Regions from separate parts of the Homo sapiens genome. Here region 1 is linked to region 2. The links are chromatin loops, found by intact Hi-C in ENCODE. Cell type or tissue: breast epithelium. All regions are shown on one strand. Links, peaks and the distances in the headings refer to the core of each region. The heading gives the core; the rest is flanking DNA.

The links. A loop is a pair of places that touch in the nucleus more often than their neighbours do. Peaks named below come from ENCODE experiments on the same cell type or tissue, not always from the same donor. Only the 100,000 strongest peaks of a DNase experiment are listed, where the experiment ranks them.
Region 1: a loop joins it to region 2, with 11 times the contacts of the local background. A loop is called at or near these places in 3 of 110 quality-filtered maps.

What each region holds. Positions count from the first base shown.
Region 1 is chr3:195,271,504-195,282,370 of GRCh38, reverse strand. It overlaps ACAP2 (ArfGAP with coiled-coil, ankyrin repeat and PH domains 2), which reads left to right. Exons shown (of 23, transcript NM_012287.6): 23 at 2,943-7,626. The coding sequence ends at 3,043. Among named protein-coding and RNA genes, the nearest start is that of XXYLT1, 5.8 kb to the right of the region's middle. RefSeq lists a silencer at 10,582-10,811. In breast epithelium, for the core only: no CTCF peak of the experiment used is centred there; no DNase peak of the experiment used is centred there.
Region 2 is chr3:195,026,016-195,036,882 of GRCh38, reverse strand. No RefSeq gene overlaps it. Among named protein-coding and RNA genes, the nearest start is that of XXYLT1-AS1, 63 kb to the left of the region's middle. RefSeq lists enhancers at 4,491-5,489, 5,490-6,487. In breast epithelium, for the core only: no CTCF peak of the experiment used is centred there; DNase peaks (open chromatin) are centred at 4,950 and 5,897; H3K4me3 peaks cover 489 bases; H3K27ac peaks cover 2,373 bases.

The DNA of each region.
Region 1 (10,867 bases), core at 1,226-9,225, 250 kb before region 2:
AACTTCCTTTTGTATTATATTAACACTTTTTAAATGTATTCAGTCAGTGAAACCAATGATTATTATAGCACCAACACTTTCATTCAAGGAAGCATTTGAGTCTTATAATTTGTTTTGCATGGTACAATGGTTCTACTAAAATATACTTGTGTAATAGGTACTAGATGATTTAAAAACAAAACCGGAGAAACCATTTAAAAAGTTCCATAGCTTGTTATACAAAATATGCATTGCTAATAGTAGAAGCCATATATTGCCATTGTACTGTTGTAATACTTAACAGTGCTCATCTGGTGCTACCTGTAGACTATTTGGTATTAACGTCTGCTAGACCCTTCTTCCTATTTCTTCTTGAATGTATAATGTGTGCCTTTTAAGTTACTTCTAGTGTTGAATGGTAAAATCTTTGTGGTATTTTTGTATTATACTCTGCACTTTACACTTTCTTGGAAAGGAAAATTCCAGACTATCCAGTTTAAATAGTCTTTTAAAAATATTTATAATGTTTACAATAAATATTTTACATATTTTAATTCAACATCTGCAAATTAGAAAAAATATTTTATATGGTTTGTTGCTATTTAATGTTGCTCTATTTATTTTCTATCTTTTAGAATGGTTAAAATGAGAATAGCAATGTTTGTCTTTTGATGTGGAAGTGAACTTTTACAAAACCATGGGTATAATTGGATTGTCTTACCAGCTGTTCCAACGTATCAACCTTTTATTTTAGTCATGTCAATATGAGTTAGATGTTACTCTCAGCCACCTGTTAATAATCTCTTCTTACTGTTTTTTTCTTTTTAAAGTAGACTGATGAGGTTTAATTGATTGATTCAGGTCGGGAATAAATTTCCAGGGCTAAATGAAAACTATATAGAGATGTTAATAGTTGCTTTTTACCTAGACTAAATACAAAAAGTGACTAGAAAGTATTAGATTTTTTTTCCTTTTTTTTCTTTTTTTGAGGCGGAGTCTCGCTCTGTTGCCCAGGCTGGAGTGCAGTGGCGCGATCTTGGCTCACTGCAAGCTCTGCCTCCCGGGTTCACACCATTCTCATGCCTTGGCCTCCCGAGTAGCTGGGACTACAGGCGCCCACCACCACGCCCGGCTAATTTTTTGTATTTTTAATAGAGACGGGGTTTCACCGTGTTAGCCAGGATGGTCTCCATCTCCTGACCTCGTGATCCGCCCGTCTCGGCCTCTCAAAGTGCTGGGATTAGAGGCGTGAGCCACCCGGCCGGGCCAAAAGTATTAACATTTTTTTAATTCAAAATCTTGGCTTATGCTGTTAGACCTTTTTACTAGATCTTTACTCCTATCCTCAACTTTTTTCTAATTCTCTAGCTTTTGGTATGACATCTCTTGCTTCAAAAATCTCACTTTTTAAAAACTGACAAAACTTACTGCACTATTAACAACATCTGTAGCAATGAGTGTGTTATAAGGTGGATGCAAGGTATCTTATAGGAGATAATTTTAAAATGTTACAATAATAATCAAAAACAGTATTTTATGGTTGAAATCTTGAGAACAGAATTATGCCAAGCATTTGTATAAGGCTAATGTTTAGCAGGAAGCATTCATGATCAACGATTTATCTTGAAAATAAGATTCCTTCGTCTGAGGGATTGATCTGTATGTGTGTGTATATTTAGTTTCTCATGACAAGAAAAATGGTATTCAGTCAGCTATAATATCAGTATCTATAATCTATTTCTCGGTAAACATATTTGTACATATACACGTTTATTTTTCTAATTTAACAGATGTCCTTGGTATTTATTTGCATTTTGTCATAGCATTCTTGCTCATATGACCTGCAGTAAAACAAAAACAAACCCAACTTTTAAATGCAAAACTGATTTTAAAGCCATTTTCTTTTTTTTATTTTTTATTGAAACAGAGTCTCGCTCTGTTGCCCAGGCTGGAGTGCAGTGGTGCGATCTCAGCTCACTGCAACCTCCACCTCCCGGGTTCAAGCGATTCTCCTGCCTCAGCCTCCCGAGTAGCTGGGATTACAGGTGCCCACCACCACGCCTGGTTACTTTTTGTATTTTTAGTAGAGACAGGGTTTCATCATGTTGGCCGGGCGGTCTCAAACTCCTGACCTCAGGTGATCTGCCCGCCTCAGCCTCCCAAAGTGCTGGGGTTACAGGCATGAGCCACCACACCTGGCCTTAAAGCCATTTTCTAGGATTTTGTTGTTAATTTTTGTAGAGATGTAGTCTCGCTATGTTGCCCAGACTGGTCTTGAACTCCTGGCCTCAACCAATTCTCCCCCCAACCCCCCCACCCAGCTTCCCAAAGTGTTGGGGTTATAGGCGTGAGGCACTGCACCCAGCTAGATTTTTATTTTATGAGTTTAGGAAGCAGTGGATTAGGTGCATTAGTTTTAATTACGCATTAAAGTTTGAGTAAAAAATTACTTTTTCAAATTGCTTTTAATTAAAAGATAGTATTATTTTTCCCTATCTGATTATCAGTTTGTCTTGATTATCAGTTTGTCTTGTTAATAACTTGCATCCATCCAAAACATTAGTATTTGGTTTTAGTCATTTCTTTTGGCCTTTATCAAGGGAAATATTTATTTAAAGAAGGTCTCATTTACTCCACCTCATTTAGAATGACTTTTCCCCCCCGTGTGTTAATAAACGTATTTCTTTACATTGCTTTAAAACACTTGCATCTTTGCTCTTTTCTAACTCTGAGCTTTCTTCTGTGGCTGCATCTGAGGTGCTTTTTTCAGGTATAGTTTTTTTTTTTCTTTCATTGCATAATTTTTCAGCATTTATTTTTAGTTGCCCCTTTTCTTCCAAAAATGCTCATCTGAACAAAATTTTAATGTAATGAATTATAAAATAGTACTAGTAATAAATATGAATGTTGTTTGATTAATACTTGTGTAAATGTTTAAAGTGTCTTTATTTTATTTCATGCAGGTGATGAAACTTATCAGGACATATTTCGTGATTTTTCCCAAATGGCATCCAATAATCCAGAGAAACTAAATCGTTTCCAGCAAGATTCACAGAAATTCTGAATTTTTTTAAAAATGGGAAAATATGAAATCTGGTGACCCCCTAATGTATACAGCTAAAAAATCACAATTTTTTTACTGCTTTAATTCTACTTAATTTTGGTAGATATTGAATGGCTTGGAAAAGAGGTACCCATTCATATATTTATAAATTAAAACATAGTTATCTAGTAGTAGGAGAGGAACCTAGTTTAGGACCTCTTTTATTAAAAAAGCCTATTTAAAGGGCTATTTCTGTAGACAGAAGTTCAGTCTAGATTTAGGCCATCTCTAGGTTACAAGATGATAGGAGGTTAGACAAAAGTGATTCTTTTGCCAATGGGTGGTGGCATTGATTTTTTTCCTCCATGCATCTTGCCCAGGATCACTCAGTCAAGCATGTCTTCATCAAGTGGAAGCCAACTGTCCTGCCTGCCTCAAGAATATGTGTTTTCTTTAGCTTCCCTGAGGCTTTTTGGTGGTTCAGAAATAGGTGTGTGTGTTGATGTGTTTTTGGTAACCTAGCTTTCATACACATAATATATGATTTATTAGAACTAGAGAATGTGTTTTCCCCGTTTGTTCATAAATGCGGTCGGTTATACTTCTTAGGTGACAGGTTATTGTCCAGTACTTTAATGTATGTATGTATAATGGCTGTACAGGTAGACCATAATTCAGTCCTTTAGATTTATTTTATGCAGCAAAAAGAAGCTCTTTTTTTTTTTTAATCACAAAAAAAAACCCCAGTTCAAAATGTGTAGTTCTTCATTGTTGGGTTGATTCCCCAAAACCTTGACAGATGTATCGATGGAATAAAAGTATGTTTTAAAGGTTACTTGAATGTCACAAAATTATGCCTTCATCAAAACTTTAAAGGAAAAATCAATTTATAAAATCATGTAGGCCATTTTTATATTTGAAATTTGTCCTTTTAAAGATAGTTTTGCTGTTGCTCCTAGTGAAAGAAAAATCTCTGTACAAAGGAGAAAAAGAACCCCACTTATTCTTAGTTAATACTAAAATATATAGCAATAAATTGCTGTTTATTTTTTCTACATCTATTTTGTGTACTTGTACACAGTGTACATTCTTTTAAATTATATCGTGTATATAGCTTTAGTATTCGGTTACATGATTCACAGACCCCTGAATTCCAAAATATTATGGATAAACATTACCATTTATATGCTACAAATTAGTCTGATTCCATCTTTGAAAATGTCTTAAAGTATAAAATAATTAATTTGCTTTTTTTTTTTTTTTTTCCCGAGATGGCGTCTTGCTGTGTCACCCAGGCTGGAGTGCAGTGGCACGATCTCAGCTCACTGCAGCCTCCTCCTCTTGGGTTCAAGCAATTCTCCTGCCTCAGCCTCCCGAGTAGCTGGGACTACAGGCACCCGCCACCATTCCGAGCTAATTTCTATATTTTTAGTAAAGACGGGTTTCACCATTTTGGCCAGGTTGGTCTCGAACTCCTGACCTCAGGTGATCAGCCTGCTTTAGCCTCCCAGAGTGCTGGGATTACAGGCGTGAGCCACCGCACCCAGCCTAATTTGCCTTTTGATTCCTTCCCATTGTTGTCAACAATTAAGTCTATTCTTCTTTTAGAAATTATATGTAAATGATATTATTGATACTCTTTCTAAATAAGAGGTTTTAAAATATATAAAAACTTTATGATCCAATTATAGATAAATTTTCTAACATTTCCCAGTCACTAGGGTTTTATAAGTTGATTAAACATCAAATCAGAATCTAGCCAAGCAGGAATTATATTGAAATAAGTTCACATTACAGAAAAGGTTCCATAATTTGGCCAAACTGCATGCATGTAATGCTTATTTAGTAATGGTCACTGTATGTTAGATAAGGATAAAAATATATTTGTGAATTACTTCTGAGGAAATGCTAACTTCCACAGCATTGTATTTAATTATAACAATAACAGGAACATTAAATCTTTATCTTTGCTGTTTCACCTCAAAGTCATAGATCATCTGGCTTTTTAGGCACCTTCACTAAAGGCAAAAATCTGATTTGTAGTTTTTATTAGCATGTACCTTGAAATTATTTGACCAAGAAGCTCAAAGAAAAGAAGTACGTTAAAGAAAAAGAAAAAACCTCACTTTTCCTTTATAGTGTCCCTTCCTGTTTTAATTCCTAAAGATCCTGACTTTTATCTGAGGAAGTCTAGGTAGTTTTCCTTTTGGATCTGGCCATTGGTGCGTGTTTCATTCAGATCACCTCTGGAATCTCTGTGGTTGTGAAGGCAATTCCTTATGAGACTCTTGCCTCCTGTGGCTTACGTGATGAATTGTTAATATGGCAGTAATTAATTAGTATCTACTTAAATTTAGTGGTCAGAAATGTATTTGAAGTGCCTTAAAGATGATCATGGTTCAGAATATCTTCAGAGAAAGCAAAATCTTTAATATTGCAGGGAGCCTAGCAATACAAGTACACATTTCTGTGGCTTGATTTCTTGAATATGCTGAGACCCAATTTGGACTACATTTGGCAGAAATGATGGAGTAAACAGCAAGGCTTTAAATTAAATTAATAGTTACAAGGTAGGTTGGCTCTTAGGTGAATTTAGCCATGTCAACTAATAGCTTTTATATGGTATGTAACAAATCTGAATTATGTTATGCTGTGAATTATTCAGTGCATTATAAGAAATCTTAGTTAATCATGCTTTTGGGCTTCATTAGTCAATGTGATTGGCCTTTTATTTTCTTTCCATAACTTATCTGCTATTATTAGTTTCTTATTCCTTATTATTAATCTGTTAGCTCATTATCATTAGCTTACTAACTTGAAAGTTAGATTAATATCAAAATAAGAATAGCAGCACTATGAAGAGTTAATAAAATGCAATTTCATGTTAGAGCTAGAATAAAAGTAATTGAGCAGTCATTTGCAAATGCTTCATTATAACATTTATGTGCTTAAGATTTCTAAGGTTTTAAAAAGTTACCTTTAATACAATCCTTAGAAACTCAGAAATTTCCTGATATTCATTAGATTATGGTGTTTGCCTAATTTATACCGGTTTTCACTGTATATTTTAATGAACTTTGATTGGTTACTTTTCCAGACATACAGATTTAATTTGGAATATGAACTTTGGTTCTTCATGAGTGCATTTTGAAAAAGAAAAAAAGTACACATTCAGAATCTGGCCAATTTAAGTTTGTATTTTAAAAATATTTTATGCATGTTAAGTATGGTCGCAGTAAATGAAATTGTGTTTAAGACTAAATTTACTACCGTTTTGAACAGACATTCCCAGATCATTCTTATATTGTCAGATAACACTTGTGTATAATATCACTTTGGATCATGGACATGAGCTGGAAAAATGATGTATTTTTGTAGATTGTATGTCCAGAATGACTTTAGAACCGCATGATACGGTGGAAGGAGCACTGGACTAGTCGTCACTACCCTTTTTGGATTCAGGGCTCCTCACAATTAAAATGAGTGTAATGAAACAAGGTGAAAATATAGAAGCATCCCTTTGTATACTGTTTTGCTACTTACAGTGTACTTGGCATTGCTTTATCTCACTGGATTCTCATGGTAGGATTTCTGAGATCTTAATCTAAGCTCCAAAGTTGTCTACTTTTTTGATCCTAGGGTGCTCCTTTTGTTTTACAGAGCAGGGTCACTTGATTTGCTAGCTGGTGGCAGAATTGGCACCATTACCCAGGTCTGACTGACCACCAGTCAGAGGCACTTTATTTGTATCATGAAATGATTTGAAATCATTGTAAAGCAGCGAAGTCTGATAATGAATGCCAGCTTTCCTTGTGCTTTGATAACAAAGACTCCAAATATTCTGGAGAACCTGGATAAAAGTTTGAAGGGCTAGATTGGGATTTGAAGACAAAATTGTAGGAAATCTTACATTTTTGCAATAACAAACATTAATGAAAGCAAAACATTATAAAAGTAATTTTAATTCACCACATACTTATCAATTTCTTGATGCTTCCAAATGACATCTACAGATATGGTTTTGTGGACATCTTTTTCTGTTTACATAAATTTATCCACTTAAAATGTGATAATGTGGAGACAAAGCAAGATTTGATTACATAAACTTTTCTCTGCATTGGTCTTTTCACTATCTTATTTGCTAACTTTTCTTATTTTTCTTCAACCTCCCCACCCTCCATTTTTTGGATATTAAACAGGGAAAGCTTGCTACATTATAAAGATTGTTGGCACCATTTATTTTACACAAAGGCTAAAGGTTAACTTTTGGAAATGATGAGCTACTTTTATATATGTGTTTACTCATGCTTTGTGATATTTCTGGATCATTCCAGTCATAAAGACTTATTACATGTACTATTTCTTGCTACCTGTGAAAAGGTATATTTTAAAGAATGTATAACCAACAGTCCATTTACTTTTTATTAGTATGTAGAGGATTTGTATCTAATTCATGAATGTAGTTTTACAGTAGTTTGTCATTGTAAATGGAGCAAAGTACATTATCTTCTAAAATGTACATTATGTAAGAATTGTAAATATACTTAAGTAATTTGTATGCCAAAAAATTACAATAAGTCAATAAAGATCTCACCTCTGGCTTAGTTCTTTCATGGTGATTTACATTTTCTTGTGAAATACACTGTGAACATATCTGTCAACAGCAGTTATTTTTAAGGTACTATTATTTTTAAGGTATTTCTTCCCAGCCCTTTCAAATCCACATTCATCCTATTTGCTGATTACTTCAATCAAGAAATCCATTTGGATCTTTTAAGTATATAATTCTCTTTGTTCACAGAGCTGTTATAGCCCCTAATTCATTGGCAAAAAGATAAAAGGTTTTTTTTGGGGGGTGGGGGGAGGGGCTTGCTCTAAGTTTTTTCCATTATGATTGACATTAATGTTCCTAATCTATGCAGCACATTCCCATTTTATCCTTTTAGTAAACAGACACACACACGTTTGTCAGTGAATTGGGACTGAAGGAATGGAAGGTTGAAAAAACCAAACTGGAAGTGTATCACCTGCATTTGCTTTAAAAAAAAAAAAGCTAATTGAAAGCAGACACATAAACTTTTCAATATAACTTGCTTTATTCAGCTTCATTTCATTTTCAGAATAGTTCTGTGGAGAACCCACATCAATAGTCTATAAATATTTTAAGTGAAAACAGTTTAATTTTTCAATTATTGCAAACACAAAGCTTTTTGCTTGTGGAGAAATGTTAAGAAGAAGCAAGAGAATCATCCACAATTCCATTATCTTGTGCTGTCCAAAATGGAACTCACTAGCTACATGTGGCTACTTAATTGGAATTAGACAAAGAGTTCATTTCCTCAGTCGTACTGCTACATTTTAAGAACTTTATAGCCCCATGTGGCTAGTGACTATTGTTTTGAACAGGGGAGATTGTAGAATATATACATTGTCACAGGAAGTTCTACTGGATAGCACTGAGGGAGATACTGTTACTTTTTTGTGTATACCCTTCTAGACCTTTGGGTGTGTGTATTCATACATTTATATAATGGGATCATACAGTTACCCACTTCTTTCACTTAATAGATGGGGAGAACTTTATGGGAAATTTCAAGCATGTACAGGTAGAGAAAATCAATAGCTATAAGCTCATGGCTTATATTTGTTCTCCTACCCATTTTTCCCCTTTCCTGGACTTTTTGGAACCAGATCCTAGACCTTTCACCAGCAAATCATTCCGTATGTACATCTAAAAGTTGAGGACTTTAAAAAATCGTAACACTTCTTAAACTGTAAAACTACATAATCAATATTCAAATTGGTTTCTCAAATACGATTTTTAAAATAGATCGTGCAAATCAGAATTCACATAAGTTCCATACGTTGCAGTTGGTGAATATGTTTCTTAGTCTCTGTAGGTTTTTTTTTCCATTTGTTACCATTACTATTTTTTTTTTGGAATTGGGGTCTCGCACTGTCATCCAGGCTGGAGTCCTGTGGCGATCGTAGCTCACTGCAGCCTTGGACCCCTGAGCTCAAGTGATCCTCCCACCTCAGTCTCCCACATAGCTTGGAGTACGGGTATGAGCCACCTCACCCATTTGTTAGTTTTTTAAATTTCCACCTGCAGTTTGTTGAAAACATCACTTTTAATGACTGCATTATTTTAGCTTTAACCACTTTATTGATGACCATTTGATTCTGATTTTTTGCCATCATGAACCTAGCTTTGCTTTATTTTTATGTTTGTTTTTTGAGACAGGGTCTCGCTCTCTTTCGCCAGGCTAGAGTACAGAGGCACAATCTCGGCTCACTGCATCCTCTGCCTCCTAGGTTCAAGCGATTCTCTTGCCTCAGCCTCTCGAGTAGCTGGAATTGCAGGTGTCCGCCACCACACTGCCTACTTTTTTTTTTTTTTTGAGACAGGGTTTTGCTCTTGTCGCCCAGGCTGGAGTGCAGTGTTATGATCTCGGCTCACTGCATCCTCTGCCTCCTAGGTTCAAGCGATTCTCTTGCCTCAGCCTCTCGAGTAGCTGGAATTGCAGGTGTCCGCCACCACACTGCCTACTTTTTTTTTTTTTTTGAGACAGAGTTTTGCTCTTGTCGCCCAGGCTGGAGTGCAGTGTTATGATCTCGGCTCACTGCAACCTCCACCTCCCAGGTTCAAGCGATTCTTCTGCCTCAGCCTCCTGAGTAGCTGGGATTACAGGCGCCCGCCACCATGTCTGGCTAATTTTTTGTATTTTTAGTAGAGACGGGGTTTCGCCATGTTGGGCAGGCTGGTCTCGAACTCCTGGCCTAAGGTGATCTGCCCTCCTCGGCCTCCCAAAGTGCTAGGATTACAGGCGTGAGCCACCATTCCCGGCCTAAGCCACCATGCTTGGCCTTGCTTTATTCTTATGGTTAAATATTTTGAACATTCTTAAATTATTAGGAAGATTTTCTAGAAATAAAAATGCTGTTTCAATGGTTGAGTATATTTTTGAGACTCATCCAATGTGGTAGGCACCGTGTTAGGTACTGGGTATATTGTGGTTAATAAAAAACAAATGTATATTCTGTTCTCTTGGAGTCACGTGTTCTTGCAATGAAGAAAGATGAGACTAGGGTAGTACATATATTTAGGTGGCCCTCACAGAATTATTGAGGATGGCACTTAGCCCAGACACTGGATAGGAGGTATTTAGAGATCATTTGTGTAGGTAGTGACATGTAAGCCAAGGTCTGAAGCAGAGAGGTTGGATAATCCATGCAACCTTACAATGTGGAAATAACAGGAAAAACCGTTTACCTAATCTCTGGTCAGAAATCAGAGAACTTGGCCAAAGAACTGAAGGGTTACTGTACTTACTCAAGTTCTTTGTCTATTTAGACAGCATGCACAGCACTTGCACGTGTTTACTTAAAAACTACTGGTATAGCCTCAATTCTTAGAAGACTGAAGTTAGTACGTTTTTATCTAGTTAGCAGTGTGCAACTGCCTAGGGTCAAAATTGCTACTGGCTAGCTGTGTGACTTTGGGCACGTGACCTCGGCGTGCAAAACTCCCTGGTACCCTCAAGGAGGCTCTTGATAAAGTGTTAAAAGTCTGTTTATAAAACAAAAGTGGATGAATGTCGCCCTCCAGGGCTTTGCGGTGCTGGGGCTCGGGGAGCAGCCTCGCAGGTTCGTGCGGGCGGCGGGGGCCCCCTGCTGGCCACATCCTCCAGCCTCCCTCCGCTCGGCCTCCGGCGCGACGTGCGGCCCGGGCCATTTCCTCCCAGGGCGGGGGAAAAGGGAGGAGCTGCCGGTTTAAATTGCCTAGCTGCAGCTCGTGTGCAGGGAGAGGCCGAGACGGCTTAAAGCCTCCAAGAAATTGAGGGA
Region 2 (10,867 bases), core at 1,372-9,371:
GGAGACTTCCCCTGCCCCCGCCATCTGGTATTCAAAGAGTGGACCTGCAGGGGGGTGGGCTGGCTGGGTCTGATTTCTGACTGTCCTGGGAAAACATCAAGCTGGACCTCCAGCTGCTCCAGAGCGAGCTCTGCCAGGAGGGAAGGGGTTGTGGTTGGGGGCTGTGCACTGGGGTCTGCACAACCTCAGCGAGAATCAATTCATCTGAAGGTTTCCCCCAGCATGGAAGAGAGTCCCAGGTGTGAAGGCAGAGGATGGGGACGAGGTGCTAGGGAGGACTGTGGGTAACCCCTGCCCCTTGCTAAGCCCACCGCCCAGGGGTCTCCTGGCTCAGCCGCTTTCTAGGTTTTGTTTTCTCCTGGGATTCACATGCCTCCTCCCGTCAGATGCCGACAGGAAGGAGATCTCAGTTCTTACCTCCTGCCCGTGTTTCTCATCTTGCTGAATAGCGTCACTGCTCCTCAGCCTGCAGGACACGGAGGGCGGTGGCACCTCTTGCTTTAGACTTTCCCGGAGGGTGGGACAGCACCGGGCTCAGGAGCCCAGAAAGCAACCAGCCCGAACAGCGGCGCCGACCCCTTTCTCCCCTCGGTGGGCCCCCCTTTCCGACTCCCCCCGCGTTCTTGGTTCCTTCTCCAGGGTGGCTGCCAGATGATACTCGGGCTCCAGACATTCTTGGGGTGACTGAACAGACCTTCAGTGGGTGCTCGTAAGGCCTCGGCGCCACATCTCAGCACAGGCATCCGCCCTGCCCGCCCTTACTCTGGGGACCCCCCTGTTGCATCTCTCCCCCTCACCACCTCTCTGACCTTGGGCGGCTCAGGACCCCTCGCTTGGCCTCAGTTTCCTGTTCCCTGAAAACAGGGTCGATAATCCTGCACGGGCAGCCCTGCGCCCCCGAGAACCAGATGTGGAGCTGGATTCGAGGGGCTCTGCAGACAGTGCTGCGTCCCAGCTGAGGCCACGTGTTTGCTCGACCTCCTCCTTCAGGCTGTGCCCCACCCACCACGCTCCCCCCCGATTGCATCGATGCTACGACCACGTCTTCAGGGCAGGGCTGGTGCCAGTGGGTGAGGAGGCCTCTGTCAGGCCAGGATCAGCCGGCCCCAGTCCTTCTCCGAATGCCCCCATCCCTGCTGCTGAAGGGGCCTCTGTGCCCGGGTGAGGAGCCAGAAGCCCTGGCAGAATGAGGAGGCCGGCAGGAGGTGACACCGGACGAGGACAGGCAGAGTCCACCAACTTCATTTCCCCAGGCCGTTTACGGAAGGGCTGCGCTTTGCAGCGCTGGGGCGCCGTGGGGTGGGGATGCTGCCATTTGGGCCCCAGTTTCTGGCGGGGGCGGTGGGGAAAGCACGGGAAGCAGAGTCAGCCTGGGAAGCTCCCCGACGCCTCCTGGCTGTGAAAGAAGGTCCCGCGTGGCTCTGGGTCCTCAGGTGCAGGGCTCCGGCAGGGACAGGAGGTGTCAGGGCTGGGCCCTGGGGAAGGAGGGAGCTGCTGTGCGGGGTGTGGTGGAGGGCGAGTTGCCCTCCCTCTCTGGGCCCTCAGCTCCGTGGATGGAGGAGGGCCCAGGTTAGGCCGCCTCCGTGCTTCCTCCTGGATTGGAGTCCAGTTTGTGTGGGGGCGCCTGGGAAGAGCCAGTAGAACCTTTGCGCCTCCACGCTCTCCACCTGCAAGGGATTCAAGGTGCTGTTCTTCACCCCCACAGACGTATATGATTTAAACTTAATCTTCATCATCATGAAGCAAAACAGGTGATTTCATAGCCCTTTGCAGGTGAGGCCCTGGCTGCAGGAAGCTCCTTAGGCCAAGGGCAGCGTTTGGCAGGCACTTTCTCTTCAGAGCCTCGGCCTCCAGAGTGGCCTGGAGAGGTTGGGACTCCATCCCCTCTGGATCTAATCACCTGGGATTTTTCTGATCCGGGCCAGGATTTGGGCTGGCTTCTCTGAGGCCCCGGCCAGGAGGCAGTGTGAGGAGCTGCTGGAGACCCACTCCCCAGTCCTCAGCGCTGGGGAAGGAGACTCTGTGCCTCAGTTCACCTTTCCCACGGAGCCAGGCCTGCATCCCTCCATGCAGAGCAGAGGGGCCGGAGCCACGCCTGCATCCCTCCACGCACAGTGGAGGGGCCTGGGCAGGAGCTGGGGGGCTTCGCCTGCTGCCTCCCTTAGGTGTTCCTACCTTGCCGTGGCTCATGCCTGCCCTTCCTCCCCGGTTCCCCTTCCAAAGCCTGGGGAAAGGGAAATTGCTCACACCTATCCTCGGCCTGGGACGCCCTCCCCTCCCTGCCTTTCAAAGTCCAGCCCATCCTCCCAAGTTTCTCTTCAGTTCCCTGCTTCCACCCCACTTGGATGTGGCCTCCCCACCTTGAAATCCCCTCTCCAGGCATTATCTACCTCTCCTAATAGGACCATTTTTGGTCTCAGGTGTAGGTATTTGGAACCTGTCCTGAATTCTGCCCTAAACTGAGACCTTTGAGGTATACGAGGCATCTCTCTGGTTTCCCTAAATAAGGACCTGGCCCCGAGCAGGCACTCAGTGGCTGTGTGCTGAAGGAACACTGGTGGACACAGGGTCCCCACTTCCCAGCGTCCACCGAATGAGCAGTTCAGATCTAGAGTGTGTGCTCGTGGCAACATGGTGGTAGGTCCAGAGCTTTCAGGACTTCAAGGTACAGGGATGGGTCATAGACTTCGTGGGTCAGCTGGCCACGCTCAGTGCTCTTGGGATGTTGTTTGCACGGGACGCACTTTGACTTGCAAACAGCCTAGTGTTAAATGAGCTCCTGGGAACAAACTGTCTTGGGTGAACTTGGGGACTAGTTGGATCTCCAAGCCCCACGTCCAGGTGCCCGTCTGAAGACAGGCCAAGGTGGGAAGCACAGGAACACTCCTGAAGTGGGAAGCCGCGGGTGTGAAACGGAAAGGCATCCAGCCCCTGGTCCTTGTCCTTTTAAATTAGAAAGGCCTGAAGCCGTCTCCCTGCTCCACCCCGCCCTAGCCTGCCCCAGAAGGGCAGAGGACACTAGAAATTCCACTGTGGCTTGGACTGCAGCTGTCTATTTCACTGTGTGTCCTAAACACTCTTCTCTGAACCTTGAAGGTCAATATCACAACACTCCCTGGATCTGAAATAAAATAATCAATTGTTAGATCCACCTAGCCAAGGCCCACCTCCGAGTATGCAGTGAGGCGGCTCTCCCTTCCTCTTTCAAGCCAGAATCAATCTCTGCATAATTAACCCAGTCTGACTCAGTGTTTACTCTGCAGGTGTGACTGCCCAAGGCCTGTGGCCTGCGACCTCCTGGCTCGCTGACCGCTGTCTGTCTGCTACTTCTACCCAGATATATTTTTCCAGCTCTGCTGTTGCTAAAATGCACCGGTTAAACACTTAGCTTTAGGAGGAAAATTCTAGCAAGGACTGTTTTGATATGCTCCCAGCCCCTGCTGTCAGGAAACTCAGGATTGAAAGAGACCTGTCTCAGGAACTTTCTCTAGGACTCAAATTCTAGATTTTGCTCAGCCATTCTTTTTTAGCACCTTAACTTTTATTGATAATACTTTTGATGCCTAAGAATATATATTTGATGTTTTGGCATTGGATCATCGTCTGCTCTACATACAGAATTGTGTAGGTAAGCGAACAGCTTGATGCATCTGCACAGACGGAATGCACTTGCTTAACCACTTGGTCATTTTTAAAGTCCTGATTTATCAAAATAAGATTTTGTCAGGAGGGAAAGCCCTACCTGTGGGTACAGATCAGAGCCCGTGTTAGACACAAGTCCTCACGCAAACTGGAAGGTAGGTTTAACTGTCTCCTGTGTACAGAAGAGGAAACGCAAGTTTAGACAGGTGGGGCCGCCTGGCTCGTAAGTCCGGGGGGCTGAGACTCAGCCCATTCCTTTGCCTGCAGGTGTGCTTGGAGGTCCTCGTTCTGTCCAGCTAGGGATCTGGGCATGTGTCTTCTTGGGGTCAGGCAGCACACACTGCCCACTTCTTTGCTGGGAACATTCTCAGTCCATTGGGAAAGCAGGGCCTACATATATCTATTCTCAGGTGACAGGTGGCACCTACCAGTCATCTGCTCTCCCTCCCCATCACCTGCATTGGGCTGGTCTACCACTCAACATTTAACGACAGTATGGCAAGGGCGCTGGCCAATCAGAATGGCACCAGGCATATACAGTCCTGGAGCAGAGGCCTACAGCCCTGCTACATCAGTCACCACCCTTCAGTGGCTGGATGGTGGAGAGGAAACCTTCGGATAGATGTTGGGCTTGGTGGCGGGGGAGGGGAGAGAGGCTCTCTCAGGCTCAGCAACTGCACAGAAGTACTTCAATATTTCAACAACTAGCCTGGGCACCCTGGTGCTTCCTGAGCCACCGTCAGCTCTGATTGGAGATTCTATGTAGAACAGATCTGTTCCTCGCTCCCCAAAGAGCTTGGAGCCCAGCTAAGGAGACAGGCTACAGGATGGCGATCAGAGAGAATCGCACTTGGGTGTCACCTGGTCATTTGTTTGTCTGTCCAAACATCAGGTACCGCAGGCAGCCACCTGTCAGCTACCTAGATGATGAGTAGCAGAGGGCCTCTGTCATTGGGAGTGCACTGTTTACAAGAAGAAAGAGGCATTTGAACAAGTAACCACAGCGTTGTCTTTTGTTTGGGTTGATATGCTGGACTGGAGATCCCTTTAGAGCATGTTTTTGGGGATTACAGAGCCTTCGAGCGTTACAAAATCATCTTCTCTAATTCCCTGTGTTTCAGATGAGGAGACCCAAGTTCCCAGAAGAGCAGTTGCACACTCGAGGCTGGAGGACATGGGCAGAACCAGAGCTCCTTGCCTCCCTCCCAGCCCCCCACCCAAGTAACACGTTCCTGATCCTGTCCTGGAAGCAGCTTCGAGGAAATGCCCAGACCCCTGGGGGGTGATGTGGTGGCAAGGTGACAAAGGGGCAGGTCACAACGCTGTCACAAGCTGATATGCAAGAACTCACAGGCATGACCCCCAGGGGCTATGGGTGTAAGGGCATCTGCTCTGCCCTTTCCAGCGGGCCTAGTTTTGGTGGCCTCTGTTCCATTTATTTGCTTAGGAACACAAAGCTGAATGCACTGTTTGCAGGAAGTTGTATGTCTAAGTCACCTAAGTTAGTAAAATAAATAAAAACTTTGGAGTTTTGGAATGGCCTTCAGGTGCCTTCCACATCCATTTCCCTGGAAATCCCTGTTTCCTGTCGGTGTCTGATAAGGGATTTTTCAGGAATTGAGCGGAGCTTTTCCAGGAGATGTCACATAAGAAACCTCACCCTGGGTTCCCAAGGCCCAGTTACATTGTAGCTAAATCACAGATTTACCAAAGTATACAGGGTCCTCTTTCTTTACCTCCACCTGGACACTTTTTTGAAGGAAAATGGATTTTGGATGTAAGCGCCTCCGCGATTGTTCTATGCTCCCGGGGTCACAAGACTCCTTGAAAGCAGAGGTTCAGCAACCTCTAGCCAGGTTCCCCACACAGCTGGGGGGCTCTTCCCACCCTAAGGGGTGATCCATTTGCCAGGGAGACTTGGGACTGACTCAGCCCCTGCCCTGGCTGCCGAGGGACCCTGCCTTTTTCTGCCGAGCTTGTGCTTACGGGGAAATTCCAGGCTTCTCCGGAAACCATCTTAACTGCCTGGAATCCTCCTCTTGGACTTGTCTGGGCTGGCGCAGTCCTGGGAGGAAAGGAAAGTAAATAAATGTAAATCTGTTTGATCACAGACAGAGCATTTATCTTTCAATAGGAAGCTTCCTGAGGAAGGACAGCAAAGGGGTTTGGAATGAGTAAGCTCAAAGTATCAGCCTGCGTACAAGATGCCCTCGGGGGGAGCCTGGCTATTGTGGCGCTGCGGTCACACTGGGCCAGGCCCCTGCTGAGGCCCAGCACTGCACAGGCACCCGGAGCCCTGCCCTTCTCCCTCAGGGCACCCCAGGGCAGTACCGCCCTCTGGCCCAGCTGATGGGCCGGGCCAGGCTCCCCTGGCTTCCCAAGTGGAGGAGGAGGAAATGGTCTTTGCCAGCAGGCCAGCCACCCTCGAGGAGAAGTGGGGTCTTCTTTGGGGCTGTGGAGGCAGTGCTAGGAGTGGACGGAAGGGCTCAGAGGCCAAGCTCAGATGTTCCCTATGGCTGAGGTCCCTGACAAGGATCCTCAAACAGGGAGAATGCTGGTACCCTTCCAGTTTGGGCCTGGGTGTCACTTACCTGGGACACTTGTCACATCCCCTTTAAATCTCTGTCCTTGCCTGGCTCTGGCCAGAAACATTCCAGGGCTTGTTGATTCTGAAGAGCAGTAGGGTTTCCAGGGTTCTCTCCTGAAGCTCGGGGATATCCAGTGGCTTCAGGGTAAAAGCCTGTTTGCTAACCTGCTGCACAGCTGGTAAAAAGCCATGGGTCTCTCCCTTAAACCCAACCCAGCAGATGAGGTCTACTCTGGAGGCCCGAAAACACCTTAAACTCATCGCACAGAAAACCGGCGCAATACTTGGCCCCTCTTCCTTTTTCCCGACCTACAGTACCCCATCCTTCAACCCAGAGTACCCCATCCTTCGACCCACAGTATCCCATCTTTCCTTCTGCTGGATGTTGGAGGACTCAAAGTTATTCTAAATCTCTACAATACTCTTAACATTTTAAATCCAAATCCAGGCAATAATTCAATGTTCCAGCGATGTCCTTTGTGACCCATTCATTTCAGTTGATTTGGTTCTATTGATCCTTTTTTTTTTTGAGACAGAGTTTCGCTCTTGTTACCCAGGCTGGAGTACAATGGTGCGATCTCAGCTCACCACAGCCTCTGCCCCCGGCGTGAAGCGATACTCCTGCCTCACCTTCCCAAGTAGCTGGGATTACAGGCACGTGCCACCACGCCCAGCTAATTTTGTATTTTTAGTAGAGACGGGGTTTCTCCGTGTTGGTCAGGCTGGTCTCGAACTCCTGACCTCCTGTGATCTGCCCACCTCGGCCTCCCAAAGTGCTGGGATTACAGGCATGAGCCACCGCGCCCGGCCGATCCCTTTTTTTCATTTGTTCATTCATTCATTCATTCATTCATTCATTCATTCCAGACACATTACAGCCACAGAGGTGAGGAGGATTCAGGTCCTGCCCGCAGAGACAGTTGCACATACAGCCAGCCACACAAGGGGCAAGAAGTAGTCTGTGCTGGGCCACAGGGGCAGCTCTCAGGAGGCTCTGTATTGACTTCACGCCCACGCTGTGCTACATTCATCACAAATCTGACAGTATGCAACAAAAAGCAGGCCACAAAATAATGGATGGTATTAACAGCAGAGTCAAGATGTGGGAAAATGGAATAAAATGAGCTCTCCAGGTACCATCTATTTTTTAGAAAATGGAATCCATTCATTCAGGAAGCTTGATGGATAAATGAAGTAGGCCAGACAGGGAGAATACAAATAGCAGCAGCTCCTGTGGGAAGCCTGCCAGCCCCTCGCTGAGTGCATGATCTACACCATCACATCATCCACTGAACAGCCTGTGAAGTTGGTACTCTGATGATTCCCATTTTACAGATGGAGAAACCATGACACAGGAATGATGTGGCTGGCTTACAGTCACAGAGCTAGAGCCAGAACTCAAACCCGGGTCTGTCTCACTCCGAAGTTTCTGCTAATGACAGCATGGAAAAGATTCCTCATTTCCACCAGCTTCCTTTTAATCAAGGCAGATTAGACATTCATGCATTGGCTAATCTAGGCTTTGAGTGTAGTGACGTTTATGTAGTGCCTACAAAGCAAGATTAGCCATTACACGTTTTGTCGTTCTGGAAACTGACTCTTGGCAATTCCCAGCCAGGCTTTATCTCAACATACTTCCTGAAATCTCAGGCCATGTGTATTTTGCCTACAGAGTGGCTCTGAAAATAAAGTAGGCTGGAAGTCAGGTGACTGATGTCATCCTGGACTCGTAGGCGATTAACAGTATGACCTTGGAGAAGTCACCTTCCTCTGGTTTCAGTTTCCCATTTGAAAATGCAAGAATTGCAGCCATTCTACCACTAGGACTAGAAGAGACGTACCTGGGCATTAAGAGGCATGCTCAGTGGGAACAGAGGTGGGTGGATTGCCTGAGGTTAGGAGTTCGAGACCAGCCTGGCCATCATGGTGAAACCCCGTCTCTAGTAAAAATACAAAAATTAGCTGGGCATGGTGGCGTGCACCTGTAATCCCAGCTACTCAGGAGGCTGAGGCAGGAGAATCGCTTGAACCTGGAAGGTGGAGGTTGCAGTGAGCCGAGATCGCACCACTGCACTCCAGCCTGGGTGATAGAGCAAGACTCCATCTCAAAAACAAAACAAACAAACAAAACAAAACAAAAAAACTCACAGAAGCATGCCCAAGGATGCTCATGGCAGTGCCGCCTGTGAGCATGAGAAACGGGAGGCCACCTGTGAGAATGGAGAATAACCCTGGTGACCATATGTGGCAGCAGGTCTCCAAGTCAATCCCTGTGATCTCCACCTCCTGGCATCCCCCCAGTGTAGTCCTCTTCCACACTGAACCAGGGAAGATCTGCTTGACCAACAGCATATGGCAGAATTGTTACCAGTGGAAGGTTGGAAGGTATCTGAGTTACCAGCGGTGAATCCGTGTGGGTCTGCAGCAACCTCAATTCTTGCCTCCTCAGAAGAAAGAATTTGACTGACGGGCCTAAGGCTGAAAAAGAGAGGAAGGCAAGAGGAGGAGTGGAAGGTTTTTATAAAGCCTTTAGACCAGGAAAGAAAGTACACTGGGAAAAGACCCCAAGCGGGCGACGTCAGAACAAGTGCAGCGTTTAACCTTGATCCGAGGACTTTCTGGGCTGGCCCCTTTCTCGTGATTCTCACCTTAGGGTGAGCTGCCTGCATGTGCAGTGCCCTCCTTACCCTTACACAGTGTGTATAGGAAGTTGTACACATACCCACCTGAGGCTTTCTTCCCTTTTCTTGTGGGGTGCTCCCAGAGGGTCATACTCTGCCATTTTGTCTCTTAATGCACCATGCCTGGGAAGTTGTGTCTCCCTGGCACCTGCATTCAATGAACACTTTAGTGCAGCAGGTGTGGTCCATGAGGAAATGGCCTCTCCCTGGCACTGGCTGCCAATTTATCACTTTTAGAGAGGCAGTGTGATCATTGCCAAACCATCACCCAACATTCCCCCAGAGCCCTCTCCTGCCCTGCTCATGCCTGTCTCACTACCTGTAACAGAAGGAATGGCATGGCACTCCCGGGCTTAGTAAAACCTAAGCCGCTTCCATCTTGGGTTTTCTCTCTCCTTGCTCTTGAATCCCTTGCCCTGGGGAAGCTGCCTAGTTGTGAGCAGCCCTGTAGAGAGGCCCACGTGGAAAGGAATTGAGTCCTTTAGCCAACAGCCATGGGCGTTAGCCATCTTATCTGTGGATCCTTTAACCCCAATCAAGCTTTCAGATGACCACAGCCCTGCCAGCTCAGCTGCAACCCCACGACAGGCCCTGATCCAGAACCACCATGAGGGGCTGTTTCAGGGCTCCTGATCTCAGAATCTGTGTGAAATAATAAATTGTTTTTGTTTTAAAGCTGCTAAATTTGGGGGGTAATTTGTTATCCAGCAATGGATAACAAATACACCCCATACTATAGGATATTATGGAGCAAAGAGTGGAACAGGTCTATGTGTACTGATACAGAAAGATTTCTGAGATATGTGTTAAGACACCCTTAGAATGTGTTGTTAGAAAATAATAATTACAAAAAAAGATATACGGCTATATATCTTTTATGTAAAATACCACAACTCACTATACTTTTATGCATTTACATATGCAAGTAGATATGTAGCAAATTACCCATCATGTAGCAATGATGAACATCAATTTACCCTCAGTAAGAGAGTCAGAGGAAGGTGCAAAGTGGAATTTTCATTTTCTATTCAATAGATTGCTCTCTCTCTCTCTCTCTCTCTCTATATATATATATAATATATATATAATTTTACCATGATAATGTGTCAATGTATTACTTATACTCAATTTAAAAATTCTTTAAACGAAGGCATTTGAGTACTTGATCACTGAGGTCTCTTTCAACTCTGGTGTTTTATAGTTCTATTAAAATGTCATTGGAATGTAAATTAAAAGAATGGGATAACATTTATCACCTCTTTGTTGGAAAACATTAAAAGTTTGATAAACCAATGTTGGCAAAGATGTGCTGGGATTTAAGGGGAGGGCAGGGCTGGCCTTTGAATCCAGTTATATTGACTCCCAAATCTAGGGCCCTTCCTGTTATTTTACCTTTGTGCCTATAGTTTACATGCAGGTGTCTGTGTTAGAGGAGCTTGTCTCTGGTGGATATATATATGTATATATATATATTTTTTTTTTGAGACAGGGTCTCTCTCTGTCGCCCAGGCTGGAGTGCAGTGGCACGATCTCAGCTCACTGCAATCTCTGCCTCCCGAGTTCAAGTGATTCTCCCGCCTCAGCCTCCTGAATAGCTGGGGTTACAGGTGTGCGCCACCATAGCCTGGCTAATTTTTGTATTTTTGTATTTTTAGTAGAGATGGGGTTTCACCATGTTGGCCAGGCTGGTCTCAAACTTCTGGCCTCAAGTGATCCGCCCGCCTCGGCCTCCCAGTGTCCTGGGATTACAGGCATGAGCCACCGCTCCTGGCCTGGGTGGACATTTAAACTGTGGCTCCTTGGAGCTCCCTCTGTTTTTGCTGAGGACAATTTCTCATTTCCCATTACTTATAAGAGACAGGCTCTGTGAGAGCCTCCAATTTGCCAGCTGCTTCCACTTCACAGAACAAAATCATCCTGTTGAACTCATCAGTCTGAAACTACTTCCACCTCTGAG